2 separate regions of the Homo sapiens genome follow, and region 2 is linked to region 1. The links are chromatin loops, found by intact Hi-C in ENCODE. Cell type or tissue: GM12878. All regions are shown on one strand. Each heading gives the region's core, and the rest is flanking DNA. Links, peaks and the distances in the headings are about the cores only. Region 1 overlaps DOCK2 (dedicator of cytokinesis 2). Region 2 overlaps SPDL1 (spindle apparatus coiled-coil protein 1).

Region 1 (11,255 bases), core at 1,734-9,733:
TGTGAAAAGGGAGGATTATTTGAATAATTGGCACTTTATAATTTTCCAAAAGAATTGTAAAAATTTTTCCTTTTCTCATCTTCCTCCAGAATGCATGTCTAGTCAGTCCAGGCTACTGTGTATCATAAACTGCTTAAATAAGAGGAATTTATTCCTCATACTTATGGAGACTGGAAAGTTGAAGATCTAGGCACCAGCAGATCTGGTTTCTGGTGGGGGCCGCTTCTTGGTTTGTAGATGGCTGTGTTCTTGTCATAGCCTCTCACATGGCAGAGAGCAAAGAGAGAGGGAGCAAACTCTCCTGTAAGGGCACTAATCCCATTCATAAAGGCTCCATTCTCATGACCTAATTACCTCCCAAGGACCCCACCTCCTAATGCCATCACATCAGGTGTCAGAATTGCAACATACGAATTTTGGGAGGACACATTCAGTCCATAGCAATGCACACTGTGAATTTTATGTTAAAGAAAGTGGTTATCTCATGAAAACGGTTAGCAAAAAAGCCCTTGTTATTGTTGAATTCAAAAGAGTGTTGAACTCAGGAGCGGGTTCTGGGACATGGTAAATGCCATGTTACACTGAGCCTGCTTTTGATCATGGTGTCCACTGTCCAGGAATTTTTCTCTTTTGTACCAACCGTTGTTATCTGCCCAGTCATGTTTTGGAGCATAGATAGATATAGCTGATTGGTGACCATATTAGGGAACCAACATCAGTGGTCAGAGATAAATGACCTGGCAGAAGTAAAAATGCCAGAAAAAAGTCATAAGGATAGTCCGGATGCAGTTGATGCACTAGGCATGGGTTTGGATTCTGGTTTGGCTGCTTTTCTGCTAAAGAATGTGTTGGAATTTCTTCCCCACCTGTTTGATCTCAGTGTCACCATCCAGCAAGTGGAGATAAAGCCTTCTTGCAATGAATCCCTGGGGATTTATCCCTGGAAGCATGTAGCCCAGTGCAATATACATAGTTGGTGCACAATTAATATTGATTGAACTTGAACCTGGGAGCCAGAATAAGAATATTGGGTGTAAGTGTCAGCAGAATCCTGTCGTCAGGAGTGAGGTGCAACTCTGAGAATTAGGAAACCTATAAGACGTACACACATAACCGAGTTTTGAGGGTCAGAGCAGGCAAACTCCTTGGATCCAGGAAGACAAGTTACCTTAATGGAGTCCCTGTCACAGAGATGCAGATGTGGACATGAGCTTTGTGTAGGGACCATCTATTGGTCCCTCGATTGTTTTTCTGTTTTTTGGTGGATTTTAGTGACCTTAGCCATCATGTGGGTTCAAGTCACTGCTACCAGATGACCCTATCTCTATTTGCACTCTAACCCCATCACATGGGAGACAATGTGGCCAACCAGCTTTAAGGATTGGCTTTGAAGTCACATAAGCTTGAGTTTGAACTCTGGTTGTATGATCTTGGCCCAGCCCATCAATTGACTTGAATATCAGTTTCCTCATCTATAAAATGGGAATGATAATACTTAGCTCACAGTGTCGCTCTGAGGATTAAATGAGAGAATGCCTGTACAACGTTTAGCATACAGCTTTGCATGTTGCAGGTGACCAGTGAAAGACAGGTAATAATAATATTACAAAGTTGCATTTCTGTCTAGTTGGTGAAAAGGGGCAACTAAAGGAGGTTGTTGTAGCACAGCGCAGCAGGGTGTTGCTTGAGTGTAAATCTCAGCTGCATCACCCACTAGCTGTGTGACCATCAGCAAGCTGCTTAATCTCTGTGCCTGTCTATTTTCATTTGCAGAGCTGAAGCAGTAATAGTACCTACTTAATAGGATTGTTGTAAAGATTAATTTACAATAAGACAAAACAAAAAATGTCAACAGAGTTACCAGCACATAGGAAGCACTTAGAAAGTATAAGCAGTATTGTTAATTATGGATTATTTTTCAACAGTTATTGACAAATAATTAGAGGCCACTGAAAATAGAATGTGATGCTTCATGAAGTAGAACATCTTCCATCACTGGAAGTATTCAGGTGGAAAGTAGCTTAGTGGAGATTTAGTTTTGGAGATTTAGACATTGAGAAGTTGGAAATATTAATATTAGGTAACCATCAAATCATTCCCTCATAATATAGGAAGCATAGGTGATAGTTGCTTATGTTGAAAACCTGACACTGCAACCTACTAGCTGTGTGATCCTTGGAAAGTCACTTAACTTCTCTGTGCCTCAGGTAGGCCACTCATTTGTAAAACAGGATAATAACCGTTCCTACTTCATGCGGTTGTTATGAATATTGAAGGGCTTAATATATAAAGAGTGCTTAGAATGGTATTTTTATTTCCCACCTGAGATTCTCTTTCCAACCTCCCTTTCTTCCTTCTGTTTTTCCTCTCTCCTTCCTTTCTCCTTTTCTCCTTCCTCTCACTTTCTGTCACTCAAAAAGAAGCTATCACGGCCCCCTGTTGCTTCAGAGTTTCCTTTAGGACCTGGCCGTCAGGCTGGCTCATGACTATGAAGGGTGACTTTGCATGTTAAGTTGTTTGTTTTTGGGCTTGGTTGTATGTCTGTTGGGAACATATTTCATCAACAATCTGTCAGCCCGGTAATGAGGGGTCTGCTAGTGAGGCTCCTGACAGACGCGTTTTATTTACAAAGATGACAAATGCCACTCCTTGGCTGTGTTGGAATCATTTCAAAGGCCAGCCGACTCATTACAGTCATCAGGACTTGCTGCACTCAGGCGTATTTTGTCTGAGGACTGTGTGTAATTTGGATTTCTGCTCATTGATACATTTTTTAATATAATATTCCTGCAAAGGGTAGATCTCTTAAAATCCCTGTCCCTTTATCTGTCCCTAAACTTACTTGTTTTGTAACGACTAACTTTTGTAAATCGCATTTTAGACACTATTTGCTGCTGTTAGAACTGTCAGTGTTATTTTAGGATGTTTGCCCAAATCAGGAGCATTTCTTTGTCCCGAAGGCAGGAATTGAAAGCATGCAGATGGTCACAGGGCCCAGGAAGGCAATGGACACAAGGGAGGGGCTGCGTTGAGGCTGGTGGACTGGAGGCAGATGCTCTGTCTGGTGGACCCTGCTGCTTTTCTCCTCCCAGCCAGTTGGGAGCACTGGCCAGCACTACTGGGGCTCCTGATTTTTCAAAATCAGGAGCACCTTTATATGAAGTCTATTTTTAGATGTTATTTTGAGATGTTGGCAACCAATTCAACAGATTTCAAAGACTATGAGCTTCCAGAGTTTGATCTGTACCCAAGGTCTAAAGCAATTTGCAGTAGTTTTACTAGTTTAAAACAAAACAAAACAAAACAGAAAAACACTAGCAACAAACTTGTAATAAATGAGGGAACTGTTTCTTTGTTTTCTTTTTGCAGACTGGTATAGGGGATACCTCATAAAGCACAAAATGTTACAGGTAAGGTCACCTGGTTTTTATTTGTGTCAGTACTGGAGGTCTTCATATGGCCCCGCTATCCCATCTGAGCAGGTCTCTCCCACCATTGCTCCTCAGCAAAGGGAATCCATCTCTCCCTCCTGTGCCCTGTGCTCTCTGACCTCTGTGCCTTGTCACTCGCTGTGCTCAGCTCCCTCCCACTTTCCCTCATTCTTTAAGGTTCATCTCTGGTGCCATCTCCCTGCAACTTTTCCTGATATGCCACTCACTTATGATTTCTCCCTTCCTCGAGTCTCTGTGGAATTGTGCGTTATAAATTTGAAATTTATTCTACTGCCTTCCTTTAGAGTTGTTTGCAGCATTCAGTCATCTCCTCATCCGTATACCCAGGTCAACACAGAAAGGACAGGCCTGATTTCTACTTTTGAGGGGTTCTCTTGTTCTAACCTCACATTTCACTATTGTCTCCATGAGAGCAGGCGCTTGCTTTGCTTGTCTCATTTTCTCTCACAGCACCTAGCACAGTGACCAGATGTCCCCAGTATGCACATTGGTTGCATTTATGAAGGGATTTCCAAGTAATTGATAAACTTACCTTGTTAACTGAGCCAAATGTATGGAGTAAGGAAATAATAGAAGCTTCTTCCTTCTTCCCTGACATGCTGTGTCGGGAGGGATGGTCCTATTCTGCTCTCTCAAAGAACAATGGAATAAATGCAGGCAGAATAGGTCTCAAATCGAACTAGCCCAAATGCACCTAGGAACATTGTTGCTTCAGGACCAGTTATTTCTGACCTTCCAGTTGTTCCTGACTGTGAAGGGTGACCGCTTTCCGGAATCGGGCAGGCAATGGGAGAAGCAGAGCTCCTCGTCTCGCTTAAAGTCAGTGAGTGGTTTAGGTTGTCTTTCAAACGATACTGTCTTATAGCCCACCTGCAGGATGAGTGGCCATAATGGGTTGGAGCATCCCTTGGGATCTAGGGCTATGGTGAGATCTAGGGCTATTGTGGGATCTAGAGCAACTGATGGAGAACTGGAGGGAAAGCCAGATCTAAACAAGTAGATTTAGAATCCAGCCCCTGTTCTATCTGGCTCTGGGTTTATTCCTTTAAAGTCTGGGGATTTTATAAGCCAGTAGCTTTTGGAAAAAAATTATAAAGACGTAGGGTCATTCATTTCTGTGGTGATATATCTTTTTATTTTATTTTGTTTTGTTTTGTTTTGTTTCCAACAGGGCATTTTTCCTAAGTCATTTATCCACATCAAGGAAGTGACAGTTGAGAAAAGAAGGTATTTGCCATTCTTCACCAGACTTGAGCCTCCAGTGGCTCATGGATGTCTCTGTCCTGTTTATTTTGAAAATCTGACTTGGAAGAGCTGAGGGTTGCTCAGCTTATCTTCTTTGTGCCTGTGTATATTTGTGGGTCTCCTTTCCGTTACTCAATGGGAGATCTAATCCAAATTGATTCATACTGAGATCTGACTCTGAGGGGGTATTAGTTTGGAGAATCAAACTTTTTGCTGGCAGCTACCTTAGAACTGTATTAAAGTAGATTAATCCTAAATAATGAGCCCACCCTAGCGAAGGAGGACATAACAAAGCAAGTCCCTTGTATTTGCATAATGTAGTTGGTGTGGCTATTGGAGGTGTTTTAGTCTAATGTCAGGAAGGCCCCTCCGCAGCTGCAGCTTAATGCAAATTTGTTGGTGTTTTATCTTGTTAGCACCTGGGTCTCAATTTCACACCACTTTTTCTCCCACCTTAAATAGAAATACTGAGAACATCATTCCTGCAGAAATTCCTCTGGCACAAGAAGTGACAACGACACTTTGGGAATGGGGAAGCATCTGGAAACAACTCTATGTGGTGAGACTCAGAACTCTGCTCCCTGAGTTGGAAGCTTCTTGCAATCTTCAGTTTGGTTCCAGTTTTCATTTTAGCATTGAGTCAGGCAGGTGGAGGTGGCTTTGGTGACATAGCAGAGCGCACACTATTACGTGTGAGGACATCAAGGCCCAGAGAGGATCAGGGACTTTCTCAAAGCCACAGAGCTAGTGACAGAGCCATAATCAATGGAGTCTACTGTGAACCTTCGGTGTTTAGTGCAGAAGTTGTCAAACTTGAGCATGCATAAGAATCACCTTAAGAACTGTTAAAAATAAAGCTTCCTCCCAAGGGGTTTAATAATCTGCATTTTTAATAAACTCAGATTTGATTTGCTAGTCTGCTGATAACACATTGAGAAATACTGTTCTTATACTTTAACCAATGGCTATTGTCCTCACATCTATGAAGAAGTTTTGACTTTGGAAAAACAAAGAATATATTTTTGCATTTGTTTTCCCTGTTTTGAAGCAAATCTAATTTTAAATCCTCCTTTGATGCTCTAAAGCTCCTAATGAAAGCAATTAGCTAAGCAAACCATTAAGCTGAGAGTGAAAATGTCAACCAAGGCTTACTGCATGTTTATTATGGCACCGTGGACACCTGCTGGTGTATGCACAGGATTTGTAGACTTACCTTTCGTGGTCTTAAATGTTGACTCCCATGTGGACATTTCATAATATGAAGATGTAATTGGCACACTCAATTTTACATGTTTCTCAAAGTTTTTAGAAAAGTGTAGGGGAAAAATAGTATCCTTGTGGCTAAAGCAATTTTTTGTTCATCTCCACTATACGCTGACCTTTTTTTTTTATTTATTTTTTATTTTTTTGAGATGGAGTCTCGCTCTGTTGCCCAGGCTGGAGTGCAATGGCATGATCTTGGCTCACTGCAGCCTCTGCCTCCTGGGTTCAAGTGATTATCCTGCCTTGGCCTCCTGAGTAGCTGGGATTACAGGTGCCCGCCACCACGCCCAGCTAATTTTTTGTATTTTTAGTAGAGATGGGGTTTCATCATGTTGGTCAGGCTGGCCTTGAACTCCTGACCTCAAGTGATCCACCCACCTTGGCCTTCCAAAGTGCTGAGATTACAGGCATGAGCCACCACGCCCGGCCTACTACCCCTTTTAAAACATCACAATCACACGTACCATTGAAGCTTGGCATTTTCCCTTAGGAAATCTTTGAATAGCAGTAAGTCCATTTACTCTAGTCAGGAGATCCTTCAACATCTAGTACTTCGGTATCACATTCCTGATTCTTGCCATATCTGCATACAACCTGTGTAATATTTACTTAATAGCTGCTTTGGATCTCCTTTCAGTAAACCTGAATCTATAGACATAAAGAATGAGATAGCATGCTGCATCATTCCAGCAGTTCTTGATTCCCCGTCACCAACTAGATGCCCCACAATTCAGTTCAACGCTGACTACCCAGGGTTACTGCCAGACTCCATGGGTTTAAAGCCTCAATCCCACAAGATTGCCCTCACTTTAGATGCCAGTCGCAAGTCCTGGGTTCCCAGGTTACCTGAACTTCTGTTGGACTTGGCTATAAATTCAGGGATTCTCACTACCCCTCCCTGCCTGGGCACCCCCTTTTTTCACTTCCAGTTTCATAATTTGTTAGAACAACTCAGAGAACTCAGGAAAGTGCTATACATGTGATTACGGTTTTATTATAAAGAATGTAATTCAGGATCAGCCTTGTGGAAGAGACACAGGGCTAGGCATAGAGGGGCATAGAGCTTCCGTGTCCTCGGCACACCACCCTCCCAGCACATTGATGTGTTCACCTTCTGGGAAGCCCCTCAAATGTTATTAACCAAGAGTTTTAATCAGAGTTTCATTACACAGGCATGATTGATTAAATTATTGGCTATTGGTGCTTGAGCTCAATCCTCAGTCCCCCTCCCCTCCCAGAGGTTGGGGTGGGGCAGGTGGAGGGGAGTGGGGCTAAGTTCCAACCCTCTAATCATGTGATTGGGGGTTTGGTTCCTAGTTGGTTCCTCTGCAACCAGCCCCTCATCCTGAAGCTATCTAGGGGCCCACCTAGAATCACCTCATTAGCATAAACTCAGGTATCATTGAAAGGGGATTGTTAGGAATAACAAAATACATTCTTATCACTCTGGTCATTGCAGGAGTTTTAGGAGCACTGCTTCAAGAACCAAGGACAAAAATCAAGTGTGTATATATATATATTTTTTTGTTGTTGTTTTTTTAATTATACCACCCACACTTTCCCAAATGGAAAGACAAAAGTACTTGACACAATTAGAAGAACATTATTCATCTAAATACAATGAAAACAAGATAACATTATTTTTATAAAAAAAAATTTAGAGACAGGGTCTTGCTCTGTCACCCCCGCTGGAGTGCAGTGGGACCATCATAGCTCACTGCAGTGCTAAACTCCTGGCCTCAAGCTATCCTCCCGCCTTAGCCTCCGGAACATGCTTGCTATTGTACCTGTCAAAAGCTCTGAGTCCAAACCTTTTCTCTCTGTTTGTTAAAAAAGACATTAACAATATGTGAGAGGTGTTAGAGACATATTACTATGAAACTGCAACTTTCTCTTTCCCTTACACAGAAGGATGGAAATGGAGTGGGAGAGAATCACCTAGGGATCCATGTTGTTTGACCTTGTATCTTTGTACCACGAAGAGCCATCTTGCTTCCCATAGGTGGTACGCGTGCCACACTTTGGAGAATGCTGCCCTAGAAGCAGTCCTTTATCACCAGAGAAATGGCCCTGGCTCCCAGCCTCAAAAGGCCTGAGCTCTGGGACCTCCATTAGGGCAGATGTTCGTAGCATTCCTGTTCAATAAATATCTTTTTAGATAAAGTCAGAAATCACTCATTCCTTAACCAAGAAATGATTGAGATTTTTATTTTTGCTTTTGGGAAATCCCTGTGGTCCACGGGGAATAAATACATCAACGACTAGGACCCCCACCTAATCCTTTTGTAGTGGGTAGGGCAGGGAGAGAGCCTCAGGCCATGGCCCTTGACCACACTCACCTGACTTTGGCACAGCCTGCCAAATAGATGGTCATGCCCCTTTAACACAGGTAATTATGGGTTGTTTCTTGTCTCCTAGGCCAGCAAAAAGGAGCGTTTTCTCCAGGTGCAGTCCATGATGTACGATCTGATGGAGTGGAGGTCCCAGCTTCTCTCAGGAACCTTACCCAAGGATGAGCTGAAGGAACTGAAGCAGAAAGTCACGTCCAAAATTGACTATGGCAACAAGTAACCTCTCTTTCCTCTGCAAAGAGGTTTTCTTCCCCCAGCCATCCTCTTTCTTCCCTCTCTCCCCAGAAGCTTGTTTTCATTTTTAGATGCAATTTTGTCACTTTCTGTTTGGGAGAAGGTTGTGACCAATGGCTGTGCTTGCGTGCCGTTGTTACCACCCCTGGGGGACCTAGGGACATGCAGGTGGAGAGAAGGCTTGTACTTAACATGGTGTTATTACCAGGCTGAGAGATTTAGGACACTCATTTAACCTACTTCCGATGGACTAGGGAGCATAGTCATGCTGGTTCACTTTCAGCTTAGTTGTCATTTTATACCTGCATTTGCAAAACTCTCCCTTAAATCCCAATGTGAGACTTAATGTCTCTTCCCCCATCCTAAAGTAGCCAACCCACACACCATCAACTAACTCAAATGCACAATTACAAAAATGTTTCCTCAAAAGGGAAGAGAAGTAAAAATTGGTTGGATTTGAATGCTATGAAGTTAAGGAGAAAATGAACCAATTATTTGAGGTGGGACAACCCACTGATAATAACATTATAAGTAACTCTTAATCAGAGCTCATTGTACACCAGGCTTGGTGCTAAGTGTTTTGCAGGCATTGTCTCATTTAATTCTTATAATAACTCTATGGAGTATGCAGTTTGATTATCCCCACTTTTTTCCGATAAAGAAACCGAGGGTTTTCAGTAGGGTAGGTAACTTGTCCAGAGTCGCGCAGCTAGTAAATGACAGAATCTGAACTTAGACCCAGGCAGTCTGGCTCCAGGGTCCACCTGGAGTCCAGGGCCTCCTGGAGTGGAGTCCAGGGCCTCACCACTCTGCTACTTGGATAGCATTTGAGAACTATAAGGACCTTCCCTCCCTCCTGATCTTTTGAATGGCTTCCAAACATTCTGTTCATTTGTTCATTCATTCCTACCACAAACATGTATTGAGGACTTATAGTTGGCTGGATTTCCTGCTAGGTATTGGGGCTGTAGAAATAAAAGTCCCTGTCCACTAAAGGGTCACAGTTCCAATTAGGAGTAAGCCACAAGTAAACTGCTGATATGTACTGTGAGAAGTTCGATAGCTCAGGAAGCAAGAGTTACTTTTAATGAGCCTTAGAGAAGGAAGTCAAGGAAGACTTCCTGAAGGAGGCGACCCCTGAGCTGAAGTTTGAAGGATAAAGAGATATTAAGCAGGCTAAAAAAGGAGAGTCAGGGGCTCATGAGAGAGCATGGCATACTCAAGGAACTGCAAAGTGGGTCTGAAGGCTGGAACACAGGGCCTGAGGGGGAAGTAAAAAGCCCATTTAATGGGAATAAAAAGAAGTTTCCCCAGCAGCCAGGCCAGGCTTTCTTGCCCTGACATAAGCACTAGGGGGAGGATTCGGAGAGGAAAGTCAATGGCTCCAACTCACAGCTGGTCTCCATCCCAGGAACACAGTCCCTCTGCTGATGCCCCATTGGCATCTGGCAAGCGTGTCCAAATCTGCTTATAAAGCACATCATCCTAAAGTGACAGGAAGGGTTTGCCCCGCAGCTGCTACTGCCGTTGGTTCCATGATGTCTTTAGCTGAGCACAGTTGCAGCTGAGTGTGTGGGAATTGAGGGCTGCTTTACAATGACATCTACGACCTTCAAATGTTGTTTTCTCAATGGGGGCTCCTGAGAAGAAGGACCAGGAATGGAAGAAGTGGTCACTACTCATAGGAAGCCTTCCCTGATTTTCCACTACCCGCCTTGGCCCGGGGTAGGTGCTCTTGAAGGCCCTGAGTAGTAATTGCCTCCTTTTTGGCCTGGCTTCCCTCCTATTGTGGAAGATCCTATAGATGTTGACTGTCTAAAGCACCTCTCTGCCTGTGCCTGGAACAAGGTCTGCACATAGTAGGTTCTCAGTGAGTGACAACTGAGTGAGTGGGCGAATGGTGGTGATGGGAGAAAAAGAAGAAAGAGGGTCCTCCCTAAACCAGCCCCTCCTCTGCAGCATCCTCTGACCTATAGCCCTGTGCTTTTAGTTCTGTCAGTTTCCTTTGGGGAAGTGAGGGATGCTCCGTGGCACAGACTGAGACCTCAAGCTCAGGGGCCCCCTTATTCACCTGACTGCTTCAGCTGCAAGCGAGAGAGTTGGGCAACTTATCACTGGCCTGATAGTTTAGGTGCTCAGAGCTCTGGTATGGGATGGGCAGCTTCCTCAAATCCAGGAGGCCCAGCGTCTGGGCCAAGTGTCAGGATCAGCCTGGGAACACCCACCTCCAACTTCCAGCAGCTGGGAGATTGGGTGGGGGTGGCACAAAGTGGAACTGAACCTTGGAGGAGTGATCAGAATGAGCTTGTTTCTTCTCTCATTCATTCCGTTCCTTCATTCAGATATCAAACTTTCTTTGCACACCTGGTAGGCCCCAAGGGTACAGGGTACAGACACATACACAATACAGTCTCTGTTTTTAACAACAATCAAAAAGCAAGCAATGAGAACCAGTGATAACTTCTGAAGCGCTCACTGTACACCAGGCACCATTTAAAGCACTTTCCATATATTAACTCTGTGAAGTATCAAAACAACTTTATGAGGTAGGCACTATTCTCACCCTGTTTCTCAGGTGAGGAAAGTGAGGCTCAAGAGTGATTAGGTGTGTGAGCTGAGAAACCAACACAGGTGCCTCTTTATCAACTAAGATGGACTCTAAGGTTAAGGAAACAACAGCTGCCTATGGGTCAGGTTGAGCATTCAGGGG
Region 2 (11,255 bases), core at 1,924-9,923, 65 kb before region 1:
AAGACATGGCTGTCACATACGAGGATTAGGATTCGAACCTGGACTCTGCCGCTGTCTCTTCATCTCCACACTGAGATCTTATGAACCACCTTTTTCAAAACACCAAGAGAGAACAGTGAAGCATTCATGCCTAAAGTCAAAATATTGAATTCCCAAGGAAAAATATATAGCCAAATAAACTTTAAAATATATAGTTTATATAGATTCCATGATAAAGAATAAAAGGTAGAAACAAAGGATGCATTTCAGTGAGGAGATGGTTGCATTTTAAAAGAATGGAAAAAGGTATACATATAACTAGTTCTGGCTTCTTGTGTTGATTGTGTCTTTGTTTTCTTAGATTTTTTCTTTTCCCCACTCGTTTTTATTCTCAGAGACAGTTGAAGTGCCTGTACTGAAAAAGAGGCGTGAGGTGCTCCCTGTGGATATAACCACCGCTAAAGATGCATGTGTCAACAACAGTGCTCTCGGGGGAGAAGTTTATCGATTACCGCCTCAGAAAGAGGAGACACAGTCCTGCCCTAACAGTTTAGAAGATAACAACTTGCAATTAGAAAAATCAGTTTCTATATACACACCAGTAGTCAGTCTCTCTCCTCACAAAAATCTGCCCGTGGATATGCAGCTGAAGAAGGAAAAGAAATGTGTGAAACTCATAGGAGTTCCCGCTGACGCTGAGGCCTTAAGTGAAAGAAGTGGAAACACCCCTAACTCTCCCAGGTCAGTGTCCTCTTTTCCTCCAGGCAGCCAGCAGACCTCTCCATCTCTCCTCTCTCGCTGCATGAACTGTGCTGTCTGTTTCTTTATCTACTTTCTTACAATTGCATGCAGTATAATTCCTCAGTTTCATCTACCTACCTTCAACTTTTCCAGAACTTTAAGAAAGACTAAACTGATTGCAAAGGGAAAGGACTCTTGAATAAGGCAATCACATTAAAAAGTTACACGTTTCTGTTTCATGAAAGGGAATATCACAGTTTAACACATCTCTGAATGTTTTATCAGTTTGAATACATGTACTGTTATTTTTCTCCTGGTTCAAGCATGGCCATGAAAGAAAAATTAACTTACTTTCTCAAAGGGCTTTCCAGTAGTCTAAGAAATTTCAGCCTTCTAGGAAACTTAGGTGAATTTTTTATGTCTTTTGAATTGCTTATCCTAGGCATTCAAAAATGGGCTTCAATACTTATTTTGACATTTTTACATATCAAAGCTAACTCATTTTCATTGTTTCCAAAACTTGAAAGCCTCTAGTTTCTGCATAATTGAGTTTGTGACTAAAAGAAATAGCGTCAGATATGTGTGTCTGAAGGAATTAATGTCCCAAGGGCTTTGTCTTAATAAAAATAATTGAGGTCAGAAGGTAAGAGAAAGTGAATGGAAGGGAAAGGTAAGTAGCAGTGGCTGAGGCTCGAGTTCTGGATGTGCGCAGCAGGAGAAGTGAATGAGGAAATTGAAGAAAGTAAAAGAAAGATGAAGGATGTCTGCATGCAATGGGATTGTTAGAGGCATTTAAAACAAATATCTAGACATTCAAAAAGATGTGCCAATAACTAGCCTAGATTATCTCCTATGAAATGAGATGTTGAAGGTGCTACTAGGGCTACCTTAGTCTTAGAGAGTGGAGACAGATTAATAAGACATTTTACTAATGTGCATTTGAGTAGAGAGAGTAAGACAGCCCTGTTTAAAAGGGCTTATATGTTTTATCTGATTTCTCTCCAAGTCTTCAGTGCTACTAAATGTAATATTCAACAGTAAAAGCACTTTAACAATGTTAGCTGCTATTATTATAAGGCATAGTAATTTTATTACTCCCTCCTTGGATTTTTATAGAATGTTATAACCTCTGAGTCACATAAAATAAAAGCTTACCATTCTTAAGGAAAAAGTAACTTCAAATGAGTATCTGCCACATACCCATGGTTTCAAAGAGTTCTGAAATGAATCCAGCAGATTATGCCTGTTTATATGTGATGCATTGTATAAACATCCTTGACCAGTGTATATTTCTGGAGGTGGATTTCCAGAATTGATAAGTGCCAGCCTTGCTATCTGTATTGTCTTCATTCCTTTTTCTGCCTTTTTTTGCTTGATAAAAAATCACTTAAGCAAATGTATGTGGCTAATTGACTCAAGTAGCACGTTGGAAACTTTTTGTCTTGTTCGTTAAACAAAAAATAAAATACCACAAAACATTTGTGTGTGTGTGTGTGTGTGTGAGTCCATCTGCTAACTTAAAATGTTTCCGACTCTTTGTTTTCTGCCTGTTTAACTTAGATACACAATCCTAAGATAATTTTGGAACAATAAATATGGCTTTTATTGGGAACTTCACTATTGCATGCTTTACAAAACTAATTGGTGTTCTTGTTACCGAGAATCTTTACAGGCCTTTAAGAATCTCTCTACTGTTTATCTTTTCTTTATTCTACTAGTTGAAACTCAATTTTTTAATATGAAACAAATAGACATCTATTCATGCAGCCCAAGATTCCATGTTATTTTTGTCTTGCCTTTTGTATGTCATGTTAACATTAAAATATTGCTGTAACATTTCAGTTTTTGTGTTAGGTGTGCTTATCATGATAGGTGCCCTGTCATATTTTCTTTAATTTAGGGCTTGCCATGACTTTTTAAAGATATTCTTTAGACTTAAAAAATAATTGGCCCAGCGTGGTGCCTCACACCTGTAATCCCGGCACTTTGGGAGGCTGAGGCAGGTGGATCACGAGGTCAAGAGATCAAGACCATCCTGACCAACGTGGTGAAACCCTGTCTCTACTAAAAATACGAAAATTAGCTGCATGTGGGGGTGCGCACCTATAGTCCCAGCTACTCCGGTGGCTGAGGCAGGAGAATCGCTTGAACCCGGGAGGCGGAGGTTGCAGTGAGCCGAGATCATGCCACTGCGCTCCAGCCTGGTGACAGAGTGAGACTCTGTCTCAAAAAGTAATAATAACAATAATTGAGCCTATTGATATAAAAAGACTTTTAGACAGCCAGTGACTTAATATTCTTACAGTATTAGAGTCAACTATATTTTTTTTCCTTGAATACCATGCCTTATTGGAGGCCCATTATACTGGGGGTTTGTTTCTTCAATCCTTCATAACCACATTTGAATTCAGAGTGGATGCTTTAATGCCTGTAGGTTAGCTGCTGAATCAAAGCTTCAAACAGAAGTTAAAGAAGGAAAAGAAACTTCAAGCAAATTGGAAAAAGAAACTTGTAAGAAATTACACCCTATTCTATATGTGTCTTCTAAATCTACTCCAGAGACCCAGTGCCCTCAACAGTAAAGACTTGTCTTTAATAAGAGTACGGTGCCACTTGCCTCAAAAGTTACTATGGTGCTTAAGATTGTCTTGATCTGACATATATCACCTTCTGGGTTATTTACTCATTGTGCCAGGACCTGGCATTTTCATGTGCCTTTGACCAAGTGTTCAGAATTTGCTTGACTCTAACCTGGAGAGCTTCTTAAGTGATGCCCCTTCATGGAGCTTCTATGACAGTGAATAAACTATTAATTGAAGGAAAATGTTATAATTAATGTATCTATTTGCTGCATTGTATATGGATTAAATGATAAAAAACAAGTAATCTACCCTCAGAGCCATGTATTTGAGAATGCTTCAATCATATTTTCCTATGTACTTTTTTTTATAAACTTAGTTTTAGACTATGTTGTAAAAATGGGAAGGTTGTAAACTATGTTGTAAAAATAGGAAATGTGGCTTAAAATATATACATTATATTGTTTCAGGATTTTGTCAGTGTTTAAAGAACCAATGTTCATCTTTGTATTTATATACATGATTTAAATTTTGTCTAAAATTTTAAATAAAACTGCAGTGATTTATCCTTAAATTTCTTACTCTCTATAGGTAACAGGATGTTATCAAAAGGGAGTAAAAAGCACTTTGGGAGGCTGAGGCGGGTGGATCGCTTGAGCCCAGGAATTCGAGACCAGCCTGGGCTACATGGCAAAACCCCATATCTACAAAAAAATACAAAAAATTAGCTGGGCATGATGGTGCACACCTGTAGTCCCAGCTACTCTGGAGGCTGAGGTGATAGGATCATCTGAGCCCAGTAAGGAGGTCGAGGCTGTAGTTGAGCTGTGATCATACTACTGCACTCCAGCCTGGGCAACACAGCAAGACCCTGTCTCAAAAAAAAGTGGGGGAAATAAATAAGAGGAAAAAAGAAACCTCAGGAATTCTTAATTCCCTTATGTATAATTTTATATATAATTTTATGGTTAATTATATGTACATATACAGATGGTCTCTGACATAACAATGGTTTGACTTAATGATTTTTCGACTTTTCAGTGGTACAAAGACAGTATGCATTCAGTAGAAACTGTACTTCAAGTACCCATATGACCATTCTGTTTCTCACTTTCAGTACAGTACTCAATAAATCACATAAGATATTCAACACTTTATGACAAAATAGACTTTGTGTTAGATGATTTTGCCCAGTAGTAAACCAATGTAAGTTTTCTGAGCACATTTAAGGCAGGCTAGGCTGAGCTATAATGTTCATTAGGTTAGGTGTATTAAATGCATTTTTGACTTAATATTTTCAACTTATGGGTATATCGAATTGTAACCCCGTTGTAGGTCAAGGAGCATCTGCATATATACATACATAGATGATAGATAGATAGATAGATAGATAGATAGATAGATAGATTTAATTCTAAACTTTCCAAATACTCTTTCATTTAAATGATTATAGTTTTACAACAATTTCATATATTCTATAGGTAGGAGAATTAGGGTTTTCCAGAGAAATAGAACCAATAGGATGTGTGTGTATATAAAGATTTACTTTCAAGAATTGGTTCACATGGTTGTGGGGGCAAGTCCAAACTTGTAGGGTGGGCCAGCAGACTGGAGACCAGGGAAGGGAAGAGCTGATGAGTTCAAGTCCGAAAGCCATCACACTAAAGACCCAGGGAGATAACTGCCACTGCAGTTCAAGTTCAAAGGCTGTCTGCATCAGAATTTCCCTTTGCTGGGGTAGGTGAGTCTTTCCATCTAGGACTTCAATTCATTGGATGAAACCCATTCACATTAGAGAAGGCAATCTGCTTTAAGTCCACTGATTTAAATGCTGATCTCACCCAAAAACATCCTCACAGAAACGTTCAGAATAACACTATAAAGCAATTAGACCTAAAGAAATATGTAGCATACTCCACCCAAAGGAGAATACACCTTCTTAAGTGTACACAGAACATTGTGCAAAACAGACCAATGTTATGCCACAAATCTGGTCTCAATAAATTTTAAAAGTTGAAAAAGTATCTCGACTACAATGGAATGAAATTAAAAATCAACAACAAGAAAATCTGGAGAATTCACAAATACTATGTAGAAATAAAACAATACACTCTTTAAACAGCAGATGAATCAAAGAAGAAATCACTAGGGAAATATTTTGAAGATGAATTTTAAAATATTTTAAAATGAGTGAAAATGAAAACACAACAATAACAAAACTTGTTAAGTGTAGCGAAAGCAAAAGCCCTCAGTGGGGAATTTATATTTGGAGATGCCTACATTTTAAAAAAGAAAGCTCTCAAACTAATAACCTAACTTTATACTTTGAGGAACTAAAACAAGAAGAGAAAACTAAAAAGCTAAATCCACGGCCAGCAGAAGGAAGAAAATAAGAGATGAGAACAAAAACAAATGAAATTGAGAACACGAAAACAATGGAATCTATGGAACCTAAAGTTTGTTCTTTGAAAAAATCAAAATTAATAAACTTTTAGCTAGACTGATCAAGGAAAAAGGAGAAAAGACTCAAATTACTAAAATAAGGAATGGAAGTAGGGACAATACTGTCAATCTTATAGAAGTAAAAGGGGTTATGAGAGAACGCTATAAACAATTACAAATTATGTATACTAGATGACATAGTCAAATTCCTAGAATCAAACTACGAAAACTTATTCAAGAAGAAATAAAAAAAAAACTCAATAGAGCTTTAAAAGAGGGAATCAAATCAGTAATCAAAAAAACTTTCAAAAAGAAAAGCTCAGGACCAGATGGTTGCACTAGTGAACTCTACCAAATACTTAAAAAAGAGCTTATCTTTCTAAAACTAGTATGTCTCAATCTCTTCCAAAACATCAAAGGAGATTATTTCCTAACTAATTCTATGAGGAAAGTATTGTCCTAATTCCAAAGCCAAAGACATCAGAAGAAAACTACAAACCAATATCCCTTATGAATATAAATGCAAAAAATCTATAAAAAAAATACTAGCAAATTCAATCCAGCAGCATACTGAATTATACACCATGACCAAGTGGGATTTGTCCCAGGAATGCAACGGTAAATTAAAACAGGAAAACCAATGTAATATACTGTATTAGTTTCTGGTGAAATGAATTACCACACATTGAATGGCTTAAAACAATAAAAATGTACTGTTTTATAGTTCTGGAGGCTAGAAGTCTGAAATCAAGTTGTTGGCATGGTCTTGCTCCCACTGAAGGCAATAGAGAAGAAATATTTCCCTACTTTTGGTGGCTCCCAGCAATCTTTGGCATTCTTAGCCATCACTCCAATGTCTGGCTGTCTTCACACAGCCCACATCTCCATCTCTGTGTGTCCTCTCCTCTTCTTATAAGGACACCTTAACTAAGTATGATCTCATCTTGATCCCTAACTAATTATATCTGCAAAGACCATACTCAAAATTAGGTCACATTCTGAGGTTCTGAGTGGATAAATTTTGGGGGGATAGTATTTGAACCAATACACACACCATAGTAACAGAACAAAGAGGGGGAAACACCCCTGACATGATTACCTCAATTGACACAGAAAAAGCATTTGAAAAAATCCAGTATATGTTTATGATTTTTAAAACACTCAACAAACTGGAAATAGAAAGGAACTTCCAAACTAATTAAAGGGCATTAATGAAAAAAATAATGAAAGTATGAAAAAATCATACTGGTAAAAGACTGAAAGCTCTTCCCGTAATATCAGGAACAAGAAAAGGATGTCTTATCTTGACACTTATATTCAACGTTGTACTGAAATTGATAGCCAAGTCAGTTAGACAAGAAAAAGAAACAAAAGGCATCCAAATCAAAAAAGAAGGAGTAAAAATATCTATATTCACAGATGACATCATCTTTCACATAGAAAATATTAAAGAATTCTCCAAAAATCTATTAGAGCTAATAAATGATTTCAGTAGTTGCAGTATACAAAATCAACATATAAAAATCTAGTTTTCTTACACACTAGCAATGAACAATTAGAAAATGAAATTAAGAAAATTATTTAAGCAGCACCAGAAAGAACAAGCTCTTAGGAATAAATTTAACCAAGGAAGTGAAACTTTAACACACTGAAAACTACCAAGTATTATTGAAAGAAGTTAAAGACCTAAATTAATGGAAAGATATCTCATGTACATGGATTGAAAGACTTAATATTGTTAAGATGGCAATACTTTCTGTCTTAGTCAGTTTGGACTGCTGTAGCAAATTATTGTAGACCGGATAGCTTAAACAACTAACATTTCTTCTCACAGTTCTGAATGCTAGACAGTTCAAGATCAAGGTGCCAGCAGATCCAGTACCTGCTGAGGGCTCACTTTCTGGTCTGCAAATGGCAATTTTCTTGTATCTTCCACATGCTGAAGAGCAGAGACAGAGAATAAGTTTGTGTGTCTTTTTATAAGGGCACTAACCCCATTCATGAGGGTGGAGCCCTCATGATCTAATTACCTCCCAAAGGCACCACTTCCTAATGCCATCACATTGGGAGTTCGTATTTTGAAATATGAATTTTGGCAGGGGATACCCAAAGTGATCTACAGCTTCAATACAATTCCTATCAAAACCCCAATGAAAACGTGATTCTAAAATTTATACAAAATTGCAAGAGACCCCAATAGCCAAAACAATCTTGAAAAAAAAAAAAAAGAAACAGAGTTAGAGGACTTACATGTTCCTATTTAAAAACTTAGTAAAGAGACAAGAAACGAAACAGTGTGGAACTGGCATAAAGATAGACATAGATAATGGAATATAATTGAGAAATAAATGAGACTATAAGTAAATCAGAAATAAACCTATACATGTATGATCAATTGATTTTTAACAATGGTAGCAAGACCATTTAATGGGGAGAGAAGAGTTTCTTCAACAAATGATGCTGGAACTACTTGATAACCACATGCAAAAGAATGAAGTTAGACCCTTACATCACCTCATATGTAAGTATAAGTTCAAAATGAATCAAAGATCCAAATGTAAGAAGTAAACTATAACACCCTTAATAGAAAACATAAGGCTAAATCTTTGTTACTTGGATTTCACTATGATTTCTTATATATAACATGAAAAGCACAAGCAACAAAAGAAAAAATAGGTAAAATGGTCTTCATCAAAATTAAAAACTTTTGTGCATCAAATGACACTATTTAGTGGGTAAAAAGATATCCCGCAGAAGGGTGGGGAGCAAGATGACAAATAGAAGGCTCCACTGGAACACCAAATTTAACAACTATCTACACACAAAAAAAGAACCTTCATAACAACTAAAAATCACAAAAATCAGGTGAGCACTCAGAGTACCTGATTTTAGCTTCATATTACTGAAAGAGGCACTGAAGGGGGTAGGAAAGACAGTCTTGAATTGCTGATTCCTCCTCTCTGCCATCCTCCACATGGCACAGAGAAAAGGATCTGTGTGCTTGGGGAGGAAAAGCACAGCAATTATTAGACTTTGCGTTAAACTCAGTGCTGCTCTGTCACAGTGGAAAGCAAAACTAGCGTAACTCAGCTGGTGCCCACCCACAGAGGGAGCATATATACTAGCTCTAGCCAGAGGGGAGTTGCATATCCAAGCAGCCAGAACTTGAGTTCCGACAAGCCTCACCACCAGGCTAAAGTATTCTGGCATCCTAAGTCAACTTGAAACTCAGACTAGGTCACAAGGACTGCAACTCCTACGTGAGTCCTGCTGCTGAGCAGGACTCAGAGCCAGTGGACTGGGGGGCACATGACCTACCAGGACACCAGCCAAAGCAGCTAAGGGAGTGCTTGCATGACTCTCCCCCAGCCACAGGCTGTAGAGTTCAAAAGGCTATCAGCAGCAAACCCAAGTTTTTACACAATGAATTATTTTTAAAATAGCCCAAAAAAGGATATTCAACAACACATTAAAAAGTTCATTCATCATGACCAAATGGGATTTATCCCTGGGATGCAAGAATGGTTCAACATACACAAATCAATCAATGTGATAACATTTTAGCAGCAGAATGAAGAACAAAAATTCAATTCAATTGATGCTGTAAAAACATTTGATAAAAGTCAACATATCGGCCGGGCGCGGTGGCTCACGCCTGTAATCCCAGCACTTTGGGAGGCTGAGGTGGGCGGATCACCTGAGATCGGGAATTCGAGACCAGCCTCAACATGAAGAAACCCCATCTCTACTAAAAATACAAAAAAAAAAAAAATTAGCTGGGCATGGTGGTGCATGCCTGTAATCCCAGCTACTCAGGAGGCTGAGGCAGGAGAATTGCTTGAACCTGGGAGGCGGAGGTTGCGGTGAGCTGAGATCGCGCCATTGCACTCCAGCCTGGGCAACAAGAGTGAAACTCAGTCTCAAAAAAAAAAAAAAAAAAAAAAGTCAACATATCTTCATGATAAAACCCTCAAAAAACTGGGCTTAAACCATAGCTACGGCAAACAAACACAGCCAAAACCCTAGCCAGATAAACAAAAACTCATCACTTCGTTTTACTCAATATATTAGGTTTGGCTTTCAAAAAAATTTACAAGGCATACCAAAAGGCAAAAACACACTGTAGAGAATCAAGCAGGAATCAGATGCAGACTCGAATATGACAGGAATTTTAGGTGATCAGGTCAGGAATTTAAAATAACTATGACTAATATGCCCAGAGCTGTAATGGAAACAGTGGACAGCAGTCAAGTATGGATGGGTAATGTAAACCAAGAGAGAGAAACTCTAAGAAAGAATCAAGAGGAAATGCTAGAAATCGAAAACACTGTAGCAGAAATGAAGAATGCTTTTGATGATTGTTTTTGATGATCAAAGGACTGGGCATGGCCAAGGAAGGAATCTTCAAGTAAGCTTGAAGATATGTTAATAGAAACTTTTCAGACTGAAAAGAGAAGAACAAATTTAAAAAAAAAAGAATATCCAAAAACTGTGAAGCAATTACAAAAGGTCTACATTTCATTACATGTAATAGGATTAGTAAAAGAAGAAGAGAGAGGAAAAGGAACAGAAAAAATATTTAAAATAATAATGGCTAAAATTTTTCCAAAATTAACAGCAGATACCAAACTACAGATCTTAGAAGCTCAAAACAACACCAAGAAGGATAAATACTAAAAAATCTACAACTGCATGTAGGTTTATCATATTCAAACTTCAAAAAATCAAAGACAAAAAAAAATCTTAAAAGAAGCCTGAGGGGGGGGAAAATACCTTACTTAGAGACAAATGAAGATAAGAATTCTATCAGACTTCTATTCAGAAACCATGAAAAGACTTGCTTTAGATATGCGGGCTCTTTTTTGGTTCCATGTGAATTTTAGAATTGTTTTTTCTAATTCCATTAAGAATGATGGTGGTATTTTGATGAGAATTGTATTGAATTTGTAGACTGCTTGTGGCTATATGATCATTTTCACGATATTGATGCTACCCAACCATGAGCATGTGATGTGTTTCCATTTGTTTGTGTCATCTATGATTTCTTTCAGCAGTGTTTTGTGGTTTTCTTTATAGAGATTTTTCACCTCCTTGGTTAGGTATATTCCTAAGTTGTTCTTCTTTTTCTTTTTTCTTTTTTTTTTTCAGTTATTGTAAAAGGAATTGAGTTCTTGATTTGATTCTCAGCTTGGTCCCTGTTGGTATATAGAACAGCTACTGATTTGTGTACATTAATTTTGTATCTGGAAACTTTGCTGAATTTTTTTTATCAGTTCTAGGAGGTTTCTGGAGGAGTTTTTAGGGTTTTCTAAGTAAAAAAAATCACATCATCAGCAAACAGTGAGTTTGACTTCCTCTTTACTGATTTGGATGCCCTTTATTTCTTTCTCTTGTCTGATTGCTCTGGCTAGGACTTCCAATACTATGTTGAAGAGGAGTGGTGAGAGTGGGCATCCTTGTCTTGGTCCAGTTCTCAGAGGGGATGATTTCAACTTTCAGTATTATGTTGGCTGT

Evidence for each region. Peaks named below come from ENCODE experiments on the same cell type or tissue, not always from the same donor. Only the 100,000 strongest peaks of a DNase experiment are listed, where the experiment ranks them.
Region 2: a loop joins it to region 1, with 2.5 times the contacts of the local background. A loop is called at or near these places in 2 of 110 quality-filtered maps.

Annotation. Positions count from the first base shown.
Region 1 is chr5:169,665,919-169,677,173 of GRCh38, forward strand. DOCK2 (dedicator of cytokinesis 2) reads left to right here. Exons shown (of 52, transcript NM_004946.3): 3 at 3,370-3,410; 4 at 4,624-4,679; 5 at 5,160-5,256; 6 at 8,379-8,527. Among named protein-coding and RNA genes, the nearest start is that of DOCK2, 34 kb to the left of the region's middle. In GM12878, for the core only: a CTCF peak has its summit at 5,871; a DNase peak (open chromatin) is centred at 5,353; H3K4me3 peaks cover 1,196 bases; H3K27ac peaks cover 3,124 bases.
Region 2 is chr5:169,600,906-169,612,160 of GRCh38, forward strand. It overlaps SPDL1 (spindle apparatus coiled-coil protein 1), which reads left to right. Exons shown (of 12, transcript NM_017785.5): 11 at 375-720; 12 at 3,155-3,873. The coding sequence ends at 3,302. Among named protein-coding and RNA genes, the nearest start is that of SPDL1, 23 kb to the left of the region's middle. In GM12878, for the core only: no CTCF peak of the experiment used is centred there; no DNase peak of the experiment used is centred there; H3K4me3 peaks cover 552 bases.